Regions from separate parts of the Homo sapiens genome. Here all the other regions are linked to region 1. Evidence: read pairs that join two places in POLR2A ChIA-PET (ENCODE). Cell type or tissue: CD4-positive, alpha-beta T cell. All regions are shown on one strand.

The links. Peaks named below come from ENCODE experiments on the same cell type or tissue, not always from the same donor. Only the 100,000 strongest peaks of a DNase experiment are listed, where the experiment ranks them.
Region 2: POLR2A ChIA-PET joins it to region 1 with 15 read pairs; 5 of 35 experiments call an interaction of 5 or more read pairs at or near these places.
Region 3: POLR2A ChIA-PET joins it to region 1 with 10 read pairs; 6 of 35 experiments call an interaction of 5 or more read pairs at or near these places.

The regions. Positions count from the first base shown.
Region 1 is chr10:6,470,386-6,478,385 of GRCh38, reverse strand. All of the region lies in intron 12 of PRKCQ (protein kinase C theta), which reads left to right. Among named protein-coding and RNA genes, the nearest start is that of PRKCQ, 110 kb to the left of the region's middle. RefSeq lists an enhancer at 4,207-4,386. In CD4-positive, alpha-beta T cell, CTCF peaks have their summits at 4,627 and 4,837; DNase peaks (open chromatin) are centred at 4,315 and 4,775; H3K4me3 peaks cover 985 bases; H3K27ac peaks cover 2,759 bases.
Region 2 is chr10:6,603,757-6,611,756 of GRCh38, reverse strand. No RefSeq gene overlaps it. Among named protein-coding and RNA genes, the nearest start is that of LINC02648, 11 kb to the left of the region's middle. In CD4-positive, alpha-beta T cell, no CTCF peak of the experiment used is centred here; a DNase peak (open chromatin) is centred at 4,406; H3K27ac peaks cover 1,432 bases.
Region 3 is chr10:6,538,992-6,546,991 of GRCh38, reverse strand. The region is part of intron 1 of PRKCQ (protein kinase C theta); the gene reads left to right. Among named protein-coding and RNA genes, the nearest start is that of PRKCQ, 37 kb to the left of the region's middle. In CD4-positive, alpha-beta T cell, no CTCF peak of the experiment used is centred here; DNase peaks (open chromatin) are centred at 3,391 and 3,831; H3K4me3 peaks cover 1,884 bases; H3K27ac peaks cover 6,186 bases.

The DNA.
Region 1 (8,000 bases):
CTGACTCAAAATTATTCAGGATCATTGTAGAAAATTTTTATAAACTCAAAGAAGAAAATCACTTATAATCCCACCACTTAAGATATACTCGCCATTAATACTTTGAAGTTTCTCCTTCTATAGATTCTCTCTGCAGTGGACTTCTAAAAACAAAAATAGCAACCCACTGTAAATACCTACTGCACTGTACTCTGCATTTGTTACACTCTATTTTGAACATTTTCTTACGTCTTTGGATATTCTACAACGTGATTTAACTAGAACATCTCTAATTTTTTGTTCTGATTTAAATAACACTAAAATGAACATCCTCGAAGATTAGTTTTCATGCACATGCATTATGATTCTTCTTACTGGTTTGTCTCCTCTCTGCCACCCCATCCCGGCTGTCCACCACCCGCACTAATTAGCAGCCTCAAGTGGGACCATATGACTAAGGGCCAAAGAACACAAGGGGCGGAGGCTTTTCCATTTTCTGTTTTCTTTCTTTTTGTTTGTTTGTTTTGTTTGTTTGTTTTGAGACGGAGTCTCACTCTGTCGCCCAGGCTGGAGTGCAATGGTGTGATCTCAGCTCACTGCAACCTCCGCCTCCCGGGTTCAAGTGATTCTCCTGCCTCAGCCTCCTGAGTAGCTGGGATTACAGGTGTGCACCACCACACTCAGCTAATTTTTGTATTTTTAGTAGAGACAGGGTTTCACCATGTTGGCCAGGCTGGTCTCAAACTCCTGACCTCAGGTGATCCACCCCCCTCAGCCTCCCAAAGTGCTAGGATTACAGGCGTGAGCCAACGCACCCAGCCCTTTTCCCATTTTCTATCTCAAGCCATGACGACTGGAGAGTGAATGAGGGAAAACTTCTAAGGAGACTTGAGCCATGGGAAGAATTAATGAGGGAACCAGGGAATGAATGAGGAAAGTGGATGGCAACTGGGGCATCCATCACCACCTCTGCAGTTCCCAGTAGATTCTCAGCATATGTGCAATAACCAAATCAATGAATAAATGCACTTACCTAAGATAAAGAGAAGCCAGACCATGGCAAAGCACTTACTGAGCATATGCTGTGCTCAAAGCACTGTGGAGGATACAGAAGTATATAATACAGCTCCCGACCTTGAGAACTTCACACTCTAATAAGAGTCAAGGCTGCATTTCTAACAGTATGAGTAATATTAGATCAGAAGGCAGACACAAAGTACCAGAGCTGAGAGAAACTAGAAAGAGGAATTTGAATGGGCAGAAAGGGCCTTGGGCATGAAAGGTGTGGCTGCAGGAGAGGAAGTAGAAAAGAGTGAGGTGTCCTGGTCAACTATTTAGGAGAATGCAGGCCCGCTTCCTGCTGCAGGGAGCAGGCTGGAACTTCCCATGATGAAGGCTAGAAGAGATTTTGTACTAGAAACTCCCTCCTGGAGATGATAAATACCCATTGGCCTGGGAGGGTGAAGGTATGTCACCTGCAGGCAAAGGGACAAACTCTGCCACCCTCTCCATGCTGTTGGGAGGGTGAAGGTATGTCACCTGCAGGCAAGGAGACAAACTCTGCCACCCTCTCCGTACTGTTGTCTAGATTTTCTGCACATGCTGGGGCTCCCTGTAATCTTTTCCCTTTGCAGTATTTTGAGGCTTGTAGCAAACTGCTAAACACATTTTTTCTTTTTTGCCATAAATAAAGATTTTTACTGTAAAGCTTTCATAGTAGCGAAAAATTGGAAACAACACAAATACCCAATGACAGATTTATTGAATAAATTATTATATGGTCAGAGAAAATAATACTATATAACCATTTTAAATGATGATGTAAATGCTTAAACATCAATACAGAATGTTGTTTATGAAATCATAAGTGAGAATATATAGTATTTCCTTTTAAGCAAGAACATTTGCATGTATAAGCATGAAAAATAATGAAAAACTAACAGTTGTTAATTGGGAGGTAGGATTATAACTGATTTTATTTTTATTATATCTTTCTGTGTATGTTACTATAAACACATTTTAGACTGGGCTTCTGGGCACTTAGGCAGTTGTGCTTCTCTTGGTGCCTTTTCCCCATTTTTTTTTTTTTTTTTGATTTGCATGTATGACAGTTTTCATGTCTTACGGGGAAGGCTATTGGGAATCCCACTTTGTAGAAGATAGGTATGCTCCTTTCTCTTGCCTGTCCATCACAGCTTCAGGCAGCATTTGTTTCTGTCCCTCTTATGAGAGATCTCCTTAACCCATTTATGCCTGAGGTTGCAACTTTTTGAATTTTGAAATCAGACCTTGGTGATGACCTTGAGCAGTAGGATATAAATAACTCCCACATGCTTAGCGTTCCAATAATGGAACACTAGGCATAAATGAGTTCCGTGCAGCTGGGATGCTTTACCAAGACCTGAGCCACAAGTGCATCCACAGCATTGGTGCTGGGAGAGAAAAAAAAACTTCAGCAGAGAATGTTTACATGAAATGTAAATCTGACTGGCTCAAGACTCAGATCTCAAGGAACTGAGTCCTTTTAGAAAGAGGAAAGAAACAAAGGAAGAAGCTTGAATCACCTTTTCCAACACCCCGAGTTGTTGTTTTTGAGATGTCTTAATTATTCAAACCTTGCTTGTCAAAGTAACTGATTAAATACCACAAGTGAATGCAAAAGGCAACGATTGATACGTGATATGGATAATGCTTTGTTCTGGGAACATGTTGGGAATGACCTTTCTTGGGAGGACAGTTACCTGTGTATGCTAGTGTAGACATCAGATAAGATAAATTAACTATGTACTTCTCCAGGGCATTGTTATTTTTTAAAGGAAGTTATTCATCTGCTCTCTGCCTCCAAAGAGCGCACCTGTTGAATACCAGATTATTCAGGAGATTCTGAGGACAGGTATTCACTTGTTATTAATTAGGGTCATTTGGATTAAATTGTTAAAGTTTTTAAAGTTCCTAGATGAGGGATATATCACCTATGGAAGGGTGAAAATATGATAAAGCCATTTAGGAAGCTACAAAATGTGAAAATTCCTGTGGACTTGGATTCCGAAGTTCAAGCCCAGCTCTGCCGTTTATCAACAGGGCTCTGAGGCACCCACTTTACCCCTGCCCAGGACAGAGAGTAAGAGTTACAGGCAGAGGGGCTGGGAGCTGTAAAACCAGGGGCCCTAATGGGACGGCACCGTCTGGGGACATAGATGTACAGGATAATTCATGAAATCTGAACCTGAATCTGAATGAGGCTCAAATCAAAAGAATCTTCACAATGAATTTTCTGTGTGCTAGATCAAAATGACTTTGTACATCATCCAGGCTCTGGCATAAATTACTGGCTCAGGGTCTAACGTAGATCAGCATTCTGAGAGGCTGCTGTCTTGGCAAGAGGAAAGAAGGGCTAGCTCTTCTTTCTTTTACTTTTTTTCTAACATTTCTTTGTTGTTAATATTTACATTTTCTGTCTTACAAAGTCTGCAGGGCTTGAAATTGCACGATCCCTTCTCAGTACCCCCTTCAGTGCGGATGCCAGCCAACTTTTGCACTACTAGATTTCCAACTTAGATTTTTAACAGTTTCCATTACTTACATTTTAAAAAGTAAAAAAATAGGAAAATCCACAATAAAATTTGTCTACAAGAAGAGTTGTCATAAATCTTTTAACTATCCACTTACAAGTAGATTTAAAACAATTAGAAAAAAATAATTAACCATAAAACTTTGAAACACAGGGAAAAATAAACACTGAAACAGTTTCCCTCTTTTTAGTTATGCTGCAGTAAAAGAAAGATTAATAACTCAAGTATCCAAAGTTTCTGTGTTCTATCTCTGATAAAACTGTGGAAAAATAAGAGGATTTATTTCTAAAATTTGTTTGGAAAGGAAAGATGCATCTAACACAGTAAGGATGCTATTTCTTTTTAATTTCAAGGAAATAATTTTCCCTTAAAAATTAAAAGTGAACTAAAGTCTACCTTCCTCTGTGTCTCCTTTGAATTCTGAAAGGCCGATCTGTATTCTGACATTTAAGTAGTGTTACTATTTCACACCTAAGTAGCTCTAGATCCTATAGGAACAGCTCTGTCTCTGGGTCGTTCCCTCAGGTTGGATTTGAGGGCAGGCCGCCGTGGTTTTGCAGGCCTCTGAAGAGAGGCCTCCCAGGGTGATGCCAAGAGGCAGAACGCTAGTGTTCCTGGATTCACATCACTGCCCTTGACTCCCACACTCCCAATATGCACCAGTTGAACATTCTTGGTCAATATCACTTTGAAATTTTTCTTTTATGAAAAAGAAAACTGAGTTTCACTTTCTATTCATAGAACACACAAAGCTCTACTTCCGGTTATGGCTTCAGGGCATGAGTGTGTGAGTTACTTTGAACAAGTCACCTAACATTTCTTTGTGACACTGGTTCTCCTTTTTTGCTTCCTAAGGATAACGTGAAAAATAATAATAATAACAATAATAGCACTTGCAGAGAAGTTTGGATCTTTTTTGGAGAAAGTACCATACTAACTACAAGATATTATTATCATTTAAAATTAAAAAGAAAAACTCCTTGAACTTGATACTTTTTAAAAAGTATGTCATCCTGGTATTTCCATAGTTTTAAGGCAAAATCCATCTAAGAAAGTTTTTAATTTCAAGCATTTTATTCAGAAACTGCTTCATCTGAAGCTCTCAAAAATGCTGCAATCCATGAACCTTTCAGTTGAGCTAGGAGCCCTGGAAATTACCACAATTGTAGCAAAGAAAAGAAAACCCACGGAAACCACATCCTTCCAAAGACGTGTCCCTGCACTAAGACAAGAATTAACTTTTCATGCTGCCCCCATCTGTAGTGACAGATAAGCCTCTTTTCTTTAACGTCCTCTGGCGGCGTTCTGATCCTGAGAACGCTTACACGTTGTTATTTCAGAAACTGGGGATCACTCAGACATTCTGCAGGTTCCCCTGCTATGTAACCAAACTGTGATTTGGCAAATGTTAGATTTTATAGCAAATTTACAAAAATGAGTCGATTTACAGCTGTCAACCTGAAATAATCAAAAAGGCCAGAATCTAATTTAAAGAGCATTTATTCAAACTCAAAGTTTGAGGATGGCCCACCTGGAAACACCCCAAAAGAATGAAGTCAGAGTTGTAAAGGAGGGAACTTTAGGGTTTCCATAGGGAGAGACAGAGGCATTTTTAGCAGGATTACATTTTTTCATACAAGGCTGGTGCATAGTTCCAGGAACTTGGTTACAGGCAGTGTTTCTTTTTGGGAAAGGGACATTTAACATCTTTTACAGAGTGTGCTATAGTCATGGGTTTTCTGTCATCTGGTCTAAGGAAAATAGGACAAAAAAAGGAAAAGGTAATCTTTAACAAGATTCATTAATTAAAAAGGCAGGAGGCGGCCAGGCACGGTGGCTCACACCTGTAATCCCAGCACTTTGGAGGCTGAAGCGGGTGGATCACCTTGGGGTCAGGAGTTTGAGACCAGCCTGGCCAACATGGCGAAACTCTGTCTCCACTAAAAATACAAAAATTAGCCAGGCGGGGTGGTGGGCACCTATAATCCCAGCTACTCAGGAGGCTGAGGCAGGATAATCACTTGAACCCATGGGGCGGAGGTTGCAGTGAGCTGAGACCACACCACTGCACTCCAGCATGGGCGAAACAGTGAAACTCCGTCTCAAAAAGAAAAAAAGAATAAAAGAAGTCAGGAAGTGTTTGTCCCTGACAATTGTTTAATTCTCTCTAGTCATTGTACAGAACAAGAGAAAAAAGGAAGCAAGTTAATCTATAATCTGAGAAACAGAAGTTGTAACCATATGTGACTCAGATCACAGTCGCATCTCTCTCAAGGCGTAAAACGCATTTTAGGAATTCTAACACCTTTTAAATGTTATTTATTTTCACACAGTAATTTATGGGAAATTAATGTTGCACTCACAATGTTTCCTTACAGTTTTCTCGTCCAAATACACAGGAAATAACGGGCAATGAGTGAATACATATTCAGGAATTCTTGGACTAAAAGAACAAGACACTCACTCAGTGCATCTGAAATGCCGCATCTTTCCTACATGCCTGCTTTTTTTTTGTTTGTTTTTTTCTGAGATGGAGTCTCGCTCTGTCGCCCAGCCTGGAGTGCAGTGGTGCGATCTCGGCTCACTGCAAGCTCTGCCTCCCGGGTTCACGCCATTCTCCTGCCTCAGCTTCCCAAGTAGCTGGGACTACAGGCGCCCACCACCATGCCTGGCTAATTTTTTGTATATTTAGTAGAGATGGGGTTTCACCGTGTTAGCCAGGATAGTCTCAATCTCCTGACCTTGTGATACACCCACCTCGGCCTCCCAGAGTGCTAGGATTACGGGCGTGAGCCACCGCGCCCGGCCCCTACACGCCCACTTTTTAAGCTCACAGATCTGTTCTCATCTTGATGTGACTCTGTAATATTCTTCCAGGCTCATGGCCCATATTATCTGCCCATTCCTTTGTCAGCCATTCTCACAAAGTCCCAAAAGTATTGTCACCAGCTTCCCAGAAGACATGAGCATTTGACATCTCCTTCAAGAGAGTGCCTCAGGAAAGTGCATGCCTTCTGTGAATCTACTATCCCTCTTTTGTTTTTTGTTGTTGTTGTTGTCATTGTTGTGTTTGTTTGTTTGTTTTGAGAAGGAGTCTCACTCTGTCGCCCAGATTGGAGTACAGTGGAACGATCTCGGCTCACTGCAACCTCCATCTCCTGGGTTCAAGTGATCCTCCTACCTCAGCCTCCCAAGTAGCTGGAATTACAAGCGTGCGCCACTGCGCCCAGCTAATTTTTTTTTCTTGGTATTTTAGTAGAGATGGGGTTTCACCATGTTGGCCAGGCTGGTCTCAAACTCCTGACCTCAAGTGATCCACCCACCTCGGCCTCCCAAAGTGCTGGGATCACAGGCATGAGCCACCATGCCCAGCCTACTCTCCCTCCTTTGAAACCTTGCTGACAAACTACCTACTCTATAAATCACGCTCAGATACACTAAATCCTACTTGTCATTCAGACGCTCAGGCTTCTCAGCTTACGTGACCCAGAAAGATGATTTTGCTCCTGTACTGCTGGGTGTCTTCTGTGACTTCTTTCATATGTTCTGTTTAAATAATACCTTGTCTATGTAAATAATACATTCCTTGATACCAAGATGCATGTTTCGCTCTTTTCTTTTGTTTCATTTGCCCGTAGAGTGCTAGATAATGTTCAGGGGCTGGGCACAGGGGGGAGCGGAAGAGAAAAAGAAAGATAAATGGTCTGACTGTAGATCATACTGGCTAACTCAGGTGCCAGGAAGGCTGGTCCCGAATAGAACTGCAGAGGAGAAGTCTATCTTTGACAAACCCTCTTCCCACCCCTCTCTGACCTCCTGTTTCATTATTTTCCCCTTCATCCCAGAGTTCACATGATCTTGTACCCACTGTAGCTATCAGGTCTCTGCCTTGATTTTTTTTTTTTTTTGCGACAGTCTCACTCTGTTGCCCAGGCGGCTCAATACAACCTCCACCTCCTGGGTTCAAGTGATTCTCCTGCCTCAGCCTCCCAAGTAGCTGGGGTTACAGGTGTGTGCCACCATGCCTGGCTAATTTTTGTATTTTTGGTAGAGATGGGATTTCACCATATTGGCCAGGCTGGTCTTGAACTCCTGACCTCTAGTGATCCACCCACCTCAGGCTCCCAAAATGCTGGGATTATAGGCATGAGCCACCGCGCTTGGCCTCTGCCTTGATCCTTGATGGCAAAATCGTTCTTCTCCATCTCCTTGTCTCTCCCCCTTAAAACTTCTGTCACTTCAGGAACCTCTTCTCCACCACCAGTCTTAGAGAAATATCTGATAAATAGCATAGAGCAGTTTAATATGTGTTGTTCCTAGCAACGATTTCTTCCTAAAGTGGAGCAGAGTGGAGTTTCCTTATTAGACCCAACATTACGTTGTATTTGAGGTGATTACAGTTCCCATCCTGAGGAGGTGACACGCATGGGACTCTTCAGGGGAAACTGT
Region 2 (8,000 bases), 130 kb before region 1:
CCATCTCCTGTGTAGTTTCACCTACTTGTTGCAGCCATATCCCTGAGCTCTAAATTTGTCTATCTGACTGCTTCTGCTGCATCTCCATTTAAATGTCTCATTTAAGGCATTTCATACCTTACATGTCCAAAACTAAACTTTTGCTTATCTAAGATAGCAAAATATTCTTATTCAAGTCTTCCCATGAAAATGGCATTTCATCCACCCAACTTAGCTAGAAACTTGAAAATCACTTGTCTCCATTTCCTAACATCATCTGTATCAATTGGGATCTAGTCAAAAGACAGAAATCTCACTAGTTATTTTAACAAAATGAATTTAATATAAATAATTTCAACCAGATGTTAGAGAATGCAAAAAGACAAAAAGAAAACATTAAGATATCACAAAACTATTAAATGCGGTGAAAAACTATCTGCCTTAGGTCTGGGGGAACACAGAGATAAGGTTGGAGTTATTAAGAGCTTGGGATTATGAGACACCTGGAGGAAATATTCCATAAAGCAGGACTTAGACCTCTAAGGAGGACTCTCCAGCCAGCCGTTGCTCCTGTCTCAGGATGGGTTTGGAATGGGAGTGAAGCTGAACCTAGCAATATTAGGAAACGTGCAAACTGAAATCTACTGTCACTGCCAAGGTGTATTAGTATCATCTTTGCTAGAACCTTGCCAACAGGAACTGGAAGCAAAAAGGAAAGAGCAGGTCTCTTCCTATGATGCCTCTAGCCTTTCAGTGTCCCTTAGTGTCTTCCTTCAGCAGAGCTTAGCAGGTTGGCAGCTGATAATGCAGAAATTTTGTGATATAGAGTCTCCATCTCAGCATCCAGAAGAAATGGGTGTGGAAGGACAGCTTTGAAGCTGAGAAGCAGTAACTTAGTAACCAGCTCAGTCCATCCTTTTGATTACTCAGCACCCACACTTCCTGTTGTTTCTGCCTGAATGCTCTGGACCCTACCTGCCTCTCTAGCCTCAATCCCTAACTCACAGTATGTTGACCATTTTAACATTCTTTCAGATCCCCAAATCCCCAAAATGATTTCTGGCCTTAGGATTATCACATTTCACCTGGACCACTCTCTACCCCATATCCATACCAGTTCTTTGCCTGACTGGCTCCTTCTCATCTTCAAGTCTCAGTTAAACTATCTCTTCCACAGAGCGGGCATCCTTAACCATGCAATTAAAGAAGCAACTGACTCTTGCGTATAACAATTTTTCTTTTCCATCATTGTATTTATATATTCATTGTATGTTTATTCATGTGACAATTTTTTATGTCTGTCTCCATCAATAGAATATGAGCCCAATATTTACCTTGTTTATCACTTTATATATAACATCCATCATAGCACCTGATATTTCGTAATGCTGAATAAATATATGTTGAATGGATGCTACTGAACCAACCCACTGTGTTGTCAGGGGTACCATATTCATCTGCAAAAGAGATCCGTTTTGTTTTGGGCAAGTGTTAAGTCAAGAAGTGGAGGTGAACATTTAAAAAACCTAGTGGAGAGAATATTTTTCTTGGCCTAATTGTAACCATGGTGCACCCAGACCTGAGATGCATTTAAAAACTTTTTTAGTTAAAAAAAGAAACATTTCAAGAAACAGGATCATAGTCATCTGGAAAATAAAAACAGAAAATGGGTATTTGGAAGAACTGGAAAATAGGTAAAAGTAGTTCAGATTATGAATACTTTGAAGGCCAAGCACAGGATACACAGCTGTTTGATTTCCCCTGAAAACTCAGCAAAAAGGATGAGCTTCTGTTGCAGTAGCAGTGGTCTAGTTTTACCAACAGGAAGAAATTCCAATAAAAGTCATGTGTCATTTGAATAGATCAACAACAGGCAGGTAACATGTGTATTCAGTAGAAGAAAGGGGATGTTTGGGACTTGAAAGTGGAAGAGAGGAATAAGGAAACAGTGTCTTTCAAATTGACTTAGAATTTCCTCTTTTCTGTGTTCATGTTTTTCACTAGCTGTTCCCAAGTGTCCTCAAACAAGTCATTTTTCACTGCAAGGATAAGTCTCAGCCAATACCTTTCACCAGATAACATGGAAGATTCCTAACTTATAGTAGGGGCCAGCATCATGGGCATGCAACCCATGTAGTCACAAAGAGCCCTGTGCCCAGAAGGGCAACACACTTGACATGAGGTTCTGCTGTTGCCATCATGAAATTCATCGATTTCTGATTAAGAGATCCTGCATGTTTATTTTGGACTAGACTCTGCAAATGGTGTAGCTAGTCTTACTCATAGTCTAAGTTCTGAGCCATATTATGCTAAAAGAATTTCCACATATAAGTCCTTCCCAACCCTGGGCTTCATTTGATAACTTTATTTTATTAATATGAGTTTAGAAGGTACTATGTCCAATCACCCTTCCCAGTCCCTGAGATTCCCTCCCCTGCCCTTGATGACATGCACGATTTCTGCTACATAATAAGCATGGGTGGGAATTCACTATAATTTGAATTTCCCAAAATAAAGATCACAAATTAATAAATCTGCTAAAGATGATCTTGCACATAACTAAATGACTTTTGTGCAAGGGGACATTTAAAAATATATTCCCCGAGTGTAAATTGCCTCCCTCCTTTCTCTGCTACCTCAGATCCCTGACCTCACACCAACTAGAAATACAGTGGAAATTATCAGTACAGCATTATTAATTCTAGTTTTCCACTAAAAGACCTGTATTGTTGAAACAAGACTTTATACATGAAGCATTTTGTAGTTCTGTGAGTGCTTTCACATACTTTGCATCATTTGACCATCACAACAGATGTGTGGTAAGCAGAGTGGATCTTATAATTCCATGTAGTAACAGTGTCAAGGGCAAATACAAGGAGATGGCAACTCAGGGTCAAGTCTAGCCTAGACCACTTCCTTGGTTGTAAAATGAAGATGAAATGTGATCATATGTGTGAAACTCCTAGTACAGTGCCCAGCGTGGAATACATAGGCATTTTTGCTGTTGTGTGCATGCCACCCTGGAGAAATTGAGGACAAACATGGTCCTGATTAGAATCCCATCCACTCACCACCATCCGTCTCCAGCAGTTCCCACAAGCATCCTGCTTTCTCATGGCCCCTTGACTTTCCACCTGCTGCTCTGTCCAAAATTGCTGCTGCCCATTTTCCATCTGGTTAACTCCCACTTACTGTTAAAGACTTATCTCATGTGGCCCTTTTTCTAAGGCTTTCCCCTCTCAGCTCTTCTCCAGGCTGTGTTAGGTGATCCTTCCTGGGACTCCCGTCTCCCTCTCCTAGGTATGGCTGCACCGTGTTGTGCTATAGCTGCCTGCTCCCAAGTTTGTCTCCTCTGTTGCCAATACTTACCTTTAGGTCAGGTAATCTCTGTTTTGCAGTTCTTGAGTAGATGTTCAATCAATATTCTTTCCTTAAATGAATGAATACATAAATGAATAAAAGAAGGTAGGAAGGAAGCAATTAATTTGCTTTTTGTGTGTGCCCCTTGTAACATAACTGAGATGCCAACAGCTTTTCCACTATCCTGGAGATAAGCCAGCACTCTGTTTTAAAGCAGAAAGCAGCAGGGCATGATTTCCCTCAAGGAAAGCATTTCTTGAGTTTCCAGGGATCTAGCCTGTGGCCACAGGTTTAGAAATGATAAGACAGCTGAATCTGAGTTGGGGGAAGGAGCATCAGTTCATTGCAAAGATCATTTTTCTTGGCACTAGTCAAAGAAGAGGACAGAGACATCTGCATGTCCCAATGACATCACTTGGCCCTGCCTTGCACAATAGAGGAAAAGAGCTGTCAGGGCAAATTTCCAGTTTATCTAGACATAGCTGGGCCAAGGCCAAGATTTTCCACCCCTCTCCCTACCCCTACTGCTCCCAACACCGAAAATGGCCTTTGGAGCATTGAATAAAACTGCCGGGAAAGAGCCAAGCTCTTCATCATGAGTTCAAGGTGGTGTCATCCTATACCCCTCACCCTTCTGTGCTTCCACTCGCCACCCCCAACTTCCACCCAAGAAGCCACTCCCTGAATTTGAAGATTAGCATTACTCCACATTTTTTATACTTAAGCTATATATGCATATATCCTCAAAAATGTAGAGCCTTGTTTAACATTTCTTAAACTTTATGTATGTTTTATCATGTTGTACACACTCACCTTAACTTACGAGTGTCTTCTCAATATTACATTGTGAAATTTACCCATTTGAATATTTGTAGCTCTGCTTCATTCATTCCCTTGGGTGACTCTCAGGTCCCCAGGGTGGGTGTCAAATGTGACAGAAGCTAGTCAGAAATGTGCTCTGTGTGGTATGTGAGGCTGGTGGGAGGGCATGAAGGGGCATACCACTCTCAGCTCTTAGCCTGCTCTCATCTTGGGGTAAACGTGTATCCGGGGAGGATCTGTGATCTGCTTCATCACATGGAGACTGGGCTGATCTCATTTCCTGAGCTTTGCTCCCCTCTTGAGTGATTCTACAATCAGACAGTATATTGTCACCAAAACAACGCTGGGCTGGAAGTCAGAAACCTAGATTCTTGTCCCAGTTCTGAAATAAGAACCCATGTGACCTCTGGTAAGTTATTTCACCTTAGCAAGCCTCAGTTTCCACGTGGAGTATAAGTTGGTTTTCAGAAGCCTTACAAGTCACAGAGTACCCATGCGGCACATTTCTAGGGTGGCCTGCCGTGAAGTTGCCAAACTTTGTACGGAAGGACCCTGTGGTGGTCTCTGCACCCCCACTTCCCACCTAAAGATAACCACGCAGATTACCTAACTTTCCTAAGCCTCCCTTACCTCCTCCCCACAAGTTGAGAAAATGATGAAGTTATAAAATGCATGTAGGGTGGGCACGGTGGCTCACGCCTGTAATCCCAGCACTTTGGGAGACTAAGGTGGGCGGAACACCAGGTCAGGAGATAGAGCCCATCCCGGCTAACACGGTGAAACCCTGTCTCTACTAAAAATACAAAAAATTAGCCGGGCGTGGTGGCGGGCGCCTGTAGTCCCAGCTACTCGGGAGGCTGAGGCAGGAGAACGGCATGAAACCCAGGAGGTGGAGCTTGCAGTGAGCCGAGAGAGATTTCGCCACAGCACCCCAGCCTGGGTGGCAGAGCGAGACTCCGTCTCAAAAAAGAGTAAATAAATAAATAAAATGCATGTAAAGTGCTGAGCACAAGGCTGGCACATAAAAAGTGATAAATGTTAGTTAATAGTATCAGCATTTTTCTGAAGATAATATTTTCCCTTTTTTGCATAATCTCTGTCCTCCTAAAAATATGCATCCCCCATACCTATTCCTATAAGTCTTTGGAGGGTATTTTGTCTTCTCCTGTAACTGCCACTGATCATGCCCCTACACCCAACCATGTCACCACAAGGACACAGAGGCCACGGCACTGGTGCTGTGCTGCCTTTGACCACCATAGCCAGCCTCCAAGTCTGGAGCACCAATGCTTCTTTAATACTTTTCCCAAAAATCCTAGACTTTGTTCCATTTCCCAAAAGTAAAAAAGCCAAAGCAAAGAAGGAAACCTCTCAAAGTCATTCTTGCCTTATTTTGGTTGCTGATTTTGATCATTGTTGTTTATTTTCAATCCCTTTTCTTCTGAGCACTCATGGAATATAGGCTGGGAAACAAGTCTAACAGAACTTTGCCTCTCTCTCTCCCAACAGCCAAGGGTAGTTTTGTCTCTTGAGCGTATTTCTGAGATCTAGGTCATATCTATGTACCTTATGCTCATCTCTGCAAATAGGCTGTTGCCCAAGAAACTTTTTGGTTCCTCAGAAACTTCTGGTCACCAGCCGGGCGCGGTGGCTCACGCCTGTAATCCCAGCACTTTGGGAGGCTGAGGCGGGTGGATCACGAGATCATGAGATCGAGACCATCCTGGCTAACATGGTGAAACCCCGTCTCCACTAAAAATACAAAAAATTGCCAGGTGTGGTGGCGGGCGCCTGTAGTCCCAGCTGCTTGGGAGGCTGAGACAGGAGAATGGCGTGAACCTGGGAGGCGGAGCTTGCAGCGAGCCAAGATTGCGCCACTCCACTCCAGCCTGGGCGACAGAGCGAGACTCCATCTCAAGAAACAAAAACAAAAACAAAACTCCTGGTCGCCATGCTCGCTTTGGTTCTGTCTCTAGCTCTGCCACCCTGGGACTTCAGGACCCTTCTGAGCTACAGTATTCCCACCTCTGCCCGTCAGTGCAGAGGCCCACCCCTCAGCACTCTGTAAAGACCCTCCCCTTCCCCTTGTTGGCCGATTTCTCCACCTCTTAATGAAGGAGTAACCATCTGGCCTCTCTTAGGGGACATCATTAGAGGGTGTCATAGAAAAAAAATAATTGTCCCCCAAAGATGTTATTGTAATCCCGGAACCCGTGGATATGTATTTTTTATGGCAAAAGGGTCTTTGCAGGTGTGATCAAGTTAAGGCGCTGGAGATAGGGTGATTATCCTGGATGACTGGGGCAAAGATAGGGTGATTATCCTGGATGACTGGGGTGGACCCAATGTACAAGAAGGAAGTGGGCTTTGGAGTTAGAGAAGAAGATGTAGTGGGATGAGCAGAGATGGGAGAGAGAGAGACAGAAAGGGACTTGAAGATGCTATGCTGCTGGCTTTGAAGGTGGGGAAGGCAACACGAGTCAAAGAAAGCAGGAAAAGGCAAGAAATAGATATAGATGCTCCCCCACTCCCGCAACCCAGGGTACCCAGGAGGAACACAGCCCAGACCACACCTTGATTTTAGGACTTCTGACCTCCAGAACTGACACATAGTAAATGTGTGTTGTCTTAAGCCACTACATTTGTGACTTTGTTACAGCAGCAATCCGGACCTAATATAGGTGAGTGAGCAATTTCCGTGTGAAGGATCCACTCAAGTCCTCCCAGCTCCTGAAGTCTTTTAGTCCCCTCTTCTGCCTTAACGTGAGGCACTCTGGAGTCTCAGAGTCCTTGAGTCTGGTCAGCTACTTCCTGAGGGCAAGCTTCAGCCAACCTTCCCAGAAAACGTTTAGAATCACTCTCTCTTATTTGAGCTGGTACATTGAATCCAGAATCTCTGGTAAGTGCCCCTAATTTGAGAAATTCAGCCTCACCTAAAATTGCGTTCCTTTCTTCCTGGTTTATGACCTTAAAAATTCATTCTCACCTATGCTTCTCTGGTTTCTGCTGGTATTCATTGGCAACATCTTGTAATTCATTGAGTCTGTAAGCATTCTCCTCCCAGGTAAGACCGTATTTACCCCCTGAGCCTTGCTGGGATATGGCTCTGGAGTTACGAGGGATAGAGAAATCAAGAGTCTGGAGGCCATGAGAGAATGGTCCTGTGTGAGAAGCGTGATCCCTGTTAGAAATCACCCAGGTGAGATGTTTGCATTAAGCCTTAGGGGAGGAGGGCTTGCTTCTGTGGCTGACAAAGCCTCTCTGGGGTTTGAATCTGCCCAAACATCCTCTTTCCAATCCTCTCTTTCCCAGAATTGTCCTATTTTCACACACACACACACACACACACGAGAATGGGAAGGCTGGAAAGGCAGAACCTGTGCTGTAATTCAGCAGCCCATGAGGACAGACCATGCCTGATTGCCAGCTGCATCAGCCCCATGCCTACAAGACATGAGCACACGCAGGGAAGTGCTGTGGTCCTCTGCCTGTTTCTTTAAAAGAAAATCTCAACCCTGAGCTCATCATATTATTTTAAATTAAGCTTTCTGGCACAGTTAAAAACAGGTAACCCATATTCTGAAGGCAAAATATCCTTGTTGCTTTCACACGTAATCTGATAAGATTGACAATCCAGATTGCCCATTTTCTTGAGAATAATCACACCAATTAGGGTAAAAGTTTACTGGCAAAGAACAGACTTCACTCTGGCTAGTTTACGTAAGAAGAGATTCTTATCACAGGCTAGTAAACACCTTCCAGAATCATTGCGAACGCTGCAGAAACAAACTCTGGGCTGTGCTTTTAGGAATAACGTTCAAATTATACTGCAGTCTCTG
Region 3 (8,000 bases), 69 kb before region 1:
TGATTATCTCAATAGATTCAGAAAAGGCCTTTGACAAAATTCAACAACGCTTCATGCTAAAAACTCTCAATAAATTAGGTATTGATGGGACGTATCTCAAAATAATAAGAGCTATCTATGACAGACCCACAGCCAATATCATACAGAATGGGCAAAAACTGGAAGCATTCCCTTTGAAAACTGGCACAAGACAGGGATGCCCTCTCTCACCACTCCTATTCAACATAGTGTTGGAAGTTCTGGCCAGGGCAATTAGGCAGGAGAAGGAAATAAAGGGTATTCAATTAGGAAAAGAGGAAGTCAAATTGTCCCTGTTTGCAGACGACATGACTGTATATCTAGAAAACTCCATCGTCTCAGCCCAAAATCTCCTTAAGCTGGTAAGCAACTTCAGCAAAGTCTCAGGATACGAAATCAATGTACAAAAATCACAAGCATTCTTATACACCAATACCAGACAGAGAGCCAAATCATGAGTGAACTCCCATTCACAATTGCTTCAAAGAGAGTAAAATACCTAAGTATAACACCTTCTTTGAACTAATGTAGCTTCCACATGGCTAAGCTTTGTGTATATTCCTTGCACCACGCTGAAATTTCCTTTCCTCTGCAACCTCATCTTGCTCTACCCCAAGGGGCACTTCTACTGTAAACCTGGATGGTGTGTGGAGTGAGGCAGTCCTGACTCCCCTACCCTAATCCCACTGGCACCCCATTTTACTGCCCTTTTTGTTTTAAGACGCTTACTATTAATTGATACACAAAAACAGGAGGCAGGTAACAAAAATAATAAACATCAGGGCCTGTACACCATCATGAGTAACACCTAACATTTGCAGTTAGATATCTCTGAGCTCAGTTCCCCACCATCCCACTTACTAGCTGTAGGTCCTCGGACAATTCACTTGAACTCTTTCTTTTGTTGTTGTGCTAGAATACGCGTAACACAAAATTTACCATGTGAACCTTTTTTTTTTCTCGTTTTCCTGAGATGGAGTTTTGCTATGTCCCCCAGGCTGGAGTGCAGTGGCACAATCTCAGCTCACTGCAACCTCCACCTCCTGGGTTCAAGCGATTCTCCCCGCCTCAGCCTCCCGAATAGCTGGGATTACAGGCACACACCACCACACCTGGCTAATTTTTGTATTTTTAGTAGTTTCACCATGTTTGCCAGGCTGGTCTCGAACTCCTCACCTTGTGATCTGCCTGCCTCAGCCTCCCAAAGTGCTGGGATTGCAGGCATGAGCCACCGTGCCTGGCCTGAACCAATTTGAAGTGTACGGTTCAGGGACATGAGAACATTCACAGTATTATGCAACCATCGCCACCACGCATCTCCAGAACCTTTTCATCATCCCAAACTGAGACTCTGTCCCCATCAAGCATGAATTCCCCATTTCCCCCCTTCCAAGTTCCCGGGAGCCACAATTCTACCCTCAGTGTCTGTGAATGTGACTCCTCTAGGGACTCATTTCAGTGGAACTGTTTAACATTTGTCCCTTGGTGTCTGGCTTCTTTCACCGAGCATAATGTCCCCAAGTTTCCTCCATGTTGTAGCAGGTGTCACCACGTCCTTCCTTTTTCAGCCTCAAGAATATTCCAGTTTAACCTTTGAAAGCCTCCATTGCCTCTTCTGTAAAATCGGATCAGTAGGCCATTTTTCAAAGGTTGTTGTGAGGATTTAATAAAATCAGGTAAAGCAACAGACAGCGCCCAGTGCAGTGCTTTGAGCCATGATAAAAATTAATTTAGCCTCCTTCTCTTCCCTTTCTAAATGATAAGTTACATGAAGACCAGGTGCAAGAAAAATGCCTTTCTCATGTCCGTGGTTCCTGAAGTCACACATTTGTGAGTGCTCAGTAATTAATATTATTTTTAACTGAATTGGATAATCTTCTTATTTAGCAAGTTAGAGATTAACTCCCAGAGTCCCAGTATCGTAAAAATAAAAATGTTACATTCACATTTTCCCGCTATTTTTCCCCTATAGATTAAAAAAAAAAAAAACAGAAAGGAAATAATAGCAGACTTTGTCACTCAGGAAAAGAAAGAGTTGACTTAAGACAATGTGGGTCTGGGCGCAGTGGCTCACGCCTGTAATCCCAGCACTTTGGGAGGCCGAGGCAGGCGGATCATGAGGTCAGGAGTTCGAGAGCAGCCTGGCCAATATGGTGAAACACTGTCTCTACTAAAAATATAAAAATTTAGCCAGGTGCGGTGGTACGTGCCTGTTGTCCCAGTTACTTGGGAGGCTGAGGCAGGAGAATCTCTTAAACCCAGGAGGTGGAGGTTGCAGTGAGCCTGGATCATGCCACTGCACTCCAGCCTATGCGATAGAAAGAGACTCCTCAAAAAAAAAAAAAAAGAGTGTGGGGTAGGATCTCCAACTGCTTAGGCGAGAGAGGAGGTTAAACAGTCATCACACAAATTCAGATTCTAAGGGCAGGTGAATGAATAGAACCAATAAGTGAAGACCCAGTTTCCAGTTATCTCCATTTATCAATGTCCTTGGCCTAAGTCAATTAGAGTTAATCACTGTGGAGTTAATTACAGTGTCTCTCCTTGCCGTTAACAATATATTCTGTGGTCATCGCATTATTAGAATGGGCAAATTGGTTCTTCAGTTGACAGTGTGACCAGGTCATTAAACAGACAAATCTCCCCGATGAAAAACCTTGAGCGATGTTGATTTTGGTGGAAACATAAAGCCATCCACAAACCATCCTTTCCAGGATGGATGTCAGGTAGTGGGAATTAAGCTCAAAACTGTGACTCACAAACAGTTTAACTTCCTTCAGGTTGATTTTCCCCATTGGTAAAATTCCCATGAATATTCTACATAACCCTTTGATTCTTCCAACATCGTTTTTCCCAAACATCTTTCCTGAGAGCTCTTCAAAAGATGGTAAAGGTACCATAGTAAGATACATGATGTAATGAACTTGACCTCGCTGAGGGGAAAATGGCCATGGTAGCCTGCTTGGAAGAAATATGCAAACCATCTGAGAAAGAGACAGCTCTCTCAGTGTCGTGGGGTTGGAGGTCATGTCTTTCCTTTTCACAACAGGAAGGGCTGGCACCTTCTGCTCTTTCGGTCCTGACAACTGTCTGCTCAGAGCATCAGCCAAACAAGGCCCTGTCATCCCAGCCAGGAAGGATGCGCGGTGCATGGGAGTGGCAGGACATTTGTGGAAGGAGTACAGCCGACCCCCCAGTTTCCTCCAGTCCTTGTCCCCAGGCTGGGGTTCCTTCCAGCACTTGCAGTTCAGCCCTGCTCAGCGTGTTTCTCTGGAAAACAGAACCGTGGGCCTTGTCAGCAACCTGCTGTGTGAGTTGGGTTGTGTGTTTGATCATCGAGGACAGTGTTTCAGCATCTGGAGGTGTGTGTTTGCTTTCCTTAGGTAACCACAAAGTAGTGGTTAGCGTCTCTCTAATTGATAAGGGTGACAGAAGCTGCTGCTGGCTTTAGAATGATGCCTGAACTCTTCTTCTGAAAATGAATGTGGTTAATTTAGTCATGACAGACACATTTCTGACTTCTTCCTCCCTCCTTTTTTCCCCAACGCCACCTTTCCCCATGGTGTTGTGTTTTTGCTTTTGTTTTTGTTTTTGTTTTCCTCTGTCTGGAGACTGAAAGAGACCAGACTGCGCTCAGCTGAAAGCTAAGGGAAGCCTGTGCTGCTCCGCCAGGGCTGAGTATTTTGTTTTCAGCTCCGCGAACTCCACCTGTGTGACTTTTTCTTCCTTTCTTTTTAAAAGTAAACATGGCAGGATGTGTGCTCACCAATTACTGAGCGCACAGAAATACAGGAACTGCTGGGCTAACGAACACGACTTCAAAGGACAGTGGTGAGGAGCCCTTGCCTCCCTGCCAGGCTTGAAAGGGCTGAGCTCTCCAGGGAGGGCAGGGCCCACCCTCAGGGCTCCACCAAAATAGTGACTTCCCAGCCTGTGACTTTCTTAGAGCCCTGAGGAAGGACTCAACGCAGGGAAAGGACGTGATGGCAGTGGGGATTCCCTCTTGCTTTGAGCCCTTCTGAATGCAAGCAGAAAAAGAAACCCTTTTATATTACTTTTTAATTGAATATAATAACAGAAACAATGAAAAGAATGTGACCTTGACTTTGCAACTCTATTTCCCAGGCATATTCCTAACAACACCTAAGAAAGCTAGGATGTAGGTAGCTTTTATCACCTTCGTTCTTTTTAGGTAATGAGTTAGAAGCACAAAGCAGGCAAGAGACCTCGTAACGTCAAATTTAATATTAAGCTGATCTTCTGATGGCCCAGGACATACCCCTGGGTGCTAGAATCTAACACGGAGACATGGATGGTGACGGGTACCTAGTGATCCAGCTGTTGAACTACACACAATTCTGCTGTTGTCCCCGAGGGAGAACTGTTCACTCTGAAGCTGCAGATGCTGTGTTATAGGGTGTTAAAGTCTCTACAGTTTCTATCAATGCTGTTGCATTCATGTTTTATTGCTTCTGCCAAAATACGAGTATTTCAAGGATGAAGTTCATGTTCTCCCACCAGCTCTTGTCTAAAATCCATGCTCAATGAGTATTTACTGTATGCAGGTTATTACTGAAGAGAGGACTTATGTGTTCTTCCCATGACATCAGAATGCAAGGATATTTCTCCAAGAGAGCAGGCTTCTATCTGCAAATGCATTCACCTGAGGATAGTGGTGAGACAGCCACTGAGCCTGGCAAGTCAGCACCACTCCAGGTTGTTGGGCTGAAAATAGACTAGAGAGAGTAATCTCTAGGCCCTCATTTTATAGGCAAAGAAGCTGAAACCCACAGAGGGTAAGCAGTTTCCCCATGTTTACTCTGTCCTTCATTGAGCTTTGTATTGGCTTCGTTGCTCTTAGTGAAAACACAAGGACTGGCCACAGTTAGAGCCGGGGTCCATGTGTGCATCCCAGGCTTCTGCCTCTGACAGAGTTGAGGAACGTGTTGAGAAGGTGTGGTTGCTTTCCTTGACCTTAAACTTAAATAGCGCAGAATTGCTTTGGGCTCAGCGTTTTAATCATGTCACATAAAAATCAGATGCTATCCACAGAGAAGAAAAAAAATCATTTGAAATGTGCATATGAATATTTATTAGAGAAAGAGTAAAGAGTAGATATTACTTCATATGGAAACGAGGAGGCTTGGAGGTGGCTTTAATATGCAGCATCAGTAAGAATCAATGCAAAGAGAATGCTATCTAGCAATTTTAAATGTTCACTCAAAGAGAAATGGGCTTGAATTATAGCAGGAGGATTCCTGTTTAGTTGTTAAAAAAAAGATAAAAAGTAATCAGTAGGTCTCAACATGGACTTACTAAATTCATGCCAGATTCACCTAGTTTCCATTTTTGTAGAGTCCCCAGACTAATGAATTATTAGACCAGTGAGAGAACATGATTTCAATGAGATATCTAACAAAATGGCTCATAACACTCCTATTAGAAACGTGAAAAGTACCTAGTGGGCACCTAGGGGGCAACAATTCCTTCAGATCCAGGAAAAGGGGGTCTTTAGGGGCAGGTCATAGAATTCGGTACTGGATTCTGCCCTAGTCATCAGCATTTCTAGAAATAAATGTCCTTAAGATTTAGAAGTTAGGCCAGATTTATAGCAGACCACACAAAACTCAAAGGGTCAGTAGAATGCAGAATCAAAATGATCATGTAGACTGAAAAACTAGGCCAACGCCAAATTCAGATCTGACTTTGGCAAAAGCCTTTACGCAGAGTCAACAGCTTAACTGGTCCAGGGCCAGGTGGGGAAATCATGAGAACATTATGATGAACAGGACTCCGGGGTTTTAGTTAGTTGACATTTCTATCTGAGTTGGCAGTAGAATGTAACGTCTGCAAAAGTCAGTTCATTCATGGTCTGCATTTATGGACCTTCAGTGCATCTAGAACTTTTACCTTCTGCTTATCAAATAGTATCTGGAAATACTGATTATTCTGGATATGCATTGTAATGATATTGACACTCATGAAAAGATGCTCAACACCCTTCCTTAGTAGGGAAATACAACACAAATCAATAAGCTCTGCTTCACACCCATTAGGATGGCTATTACCAAAAAAAGGGAAGGTGGTGTTGGTGAGGCTGTGAAGATGTGGGACCTTCTTGAATTGCTGGTGGACATGTGAAGTGGTACAGACTCTGAGGAAAACAGTGCAGTGATTCCTCAAAAAGTTAAACAGAGTTACCACATGATCTAGCAATTCCATTCCTGGGTATTCTCAAAATAGTTGAAAATGAGGACTGAGATACTTGTACACTAAACTCCGTGGCAGCATTATTCACCATGGCCAAAAACTAGAAACAGCCCAAATGTTCATCAGCAGAGGAACAAACAAACAAAATGGGGCATATTCATACAATGGAATATCACTCATCCTTAAAAAGGCATGAAACTTTCTGACACCTGCTACGACACAGATGAACCTTAAAAACATGATGCTAAGTGAGATGATCCAGAAACAAAGGACAAATACGCTAAGACTCCACTTATACGAGGTTCCTAGAGTAGTCAAATTTATAGGCATAGAAAGTAGACGAGCAGTTATCAGGGGCTGGTGAGTGGGAGGAATGGGGCGTTAGTGTTGAATGGGGACAGAGTTTGAGTTTGGGAAGATAAAATAGTTCTGGAGATGGATGGTGGTGATGGTTGCACAACAATGTGAATGTATGAATGTCACTGAACTATACAATTAAAAATGGCTAGCATGATACATTTTATATTGTATATATTTTACCACAATAAAAAGGTTATTAAACATAGACTGAGTATCCTGGCAGCAAGAACTAGTACAAAAAGCAAACTGACAAACTTTGTGTGTCTGGGCAAAGATGATCAAGACCATAGGTCTAGAAACTCTGACAAAGAAAGATAACTAAAGGAATTTAGTTATCATTTACTGTCAAGAAGAACAGGCAGAAGAGGGTGCTGGCCACCCTTAATTAGTTGAAGGGATTTCCTGTGGCAGAGGCATTACATGAATTCCACTTATTCAGAGTAACCAGAGGGCAGAATCAGGACCAATGGAAGAAATTATATCCAAGGAGGTAAATTTCAGTGCAGGAAAGAACTTTCAGCCAATTAGAACTATATTTTGAAAAGAAGCAGGGGCACTGCTAAATGCACAACTGAGTGTTCACAGTATACTCAAGAAAGACATTTTATGCAATTTGTGATGCAGAGTGCTGCGCTGATGAGTTCTCTAAAGCAGCGGTCCCTAACCTTTTTGGCACCAGGGACCAGTTTTGTAGAAGCCTATTTTTCCACAGACTGGGGTGGGGAATGGTTTCAGGATGATTCAAGCACATTACATTAATTGTCCACTCTATTTCTATTATTATTACATTGTAACATATAATGAAATAATTACAACTCACCATCATGTAGAATGAGTGGGAGCCCTGAGCTTGTTTTCCTGCAACTAGATGGTCCCATCTGGGGGTAATGGGAGACAGTGACAGGTCCTCAGGCATTAGATTCTCATAAGGAGTGTGCAACCTAGATCTCTCACTTGCGCAGTTCATGATAGGGTTTCTGCTCCTGTGAAACTCTAATGCTGTGGCTGATCTGACAGGAGGCGGGGCTCAGGCAGGAACGGTCACTCACCGCCTGCTGTGCACCCCAGTTCCTAACAGGCCACGGACCACCACTGGTCCATGGCCTGGGGGCTGGAGGACCCCTGCTCTAAAGGGTCAACATAGGTGAATTTAGAAAAGTCAGCATCCTCCAAGTTCTCAGAAACATTCTCCGATTCACTGATGAGTCGTGAAAATATAGTGAGGCAGAATGTTAGGGCCAACAGAAAGGAAAGTAGGGCTCTAGGGATTACAGTCACCAAGGTTTCTACCCTTGTGCAAGAGAACCATCACTTAATACTTAGTCATGTCATTTTCAATTATTAAAAATAAATTCATCACGCCTGTAATCCCAGTACTTTGGGAGGCTGAGATGGGCAGATTGCCTGAGCTC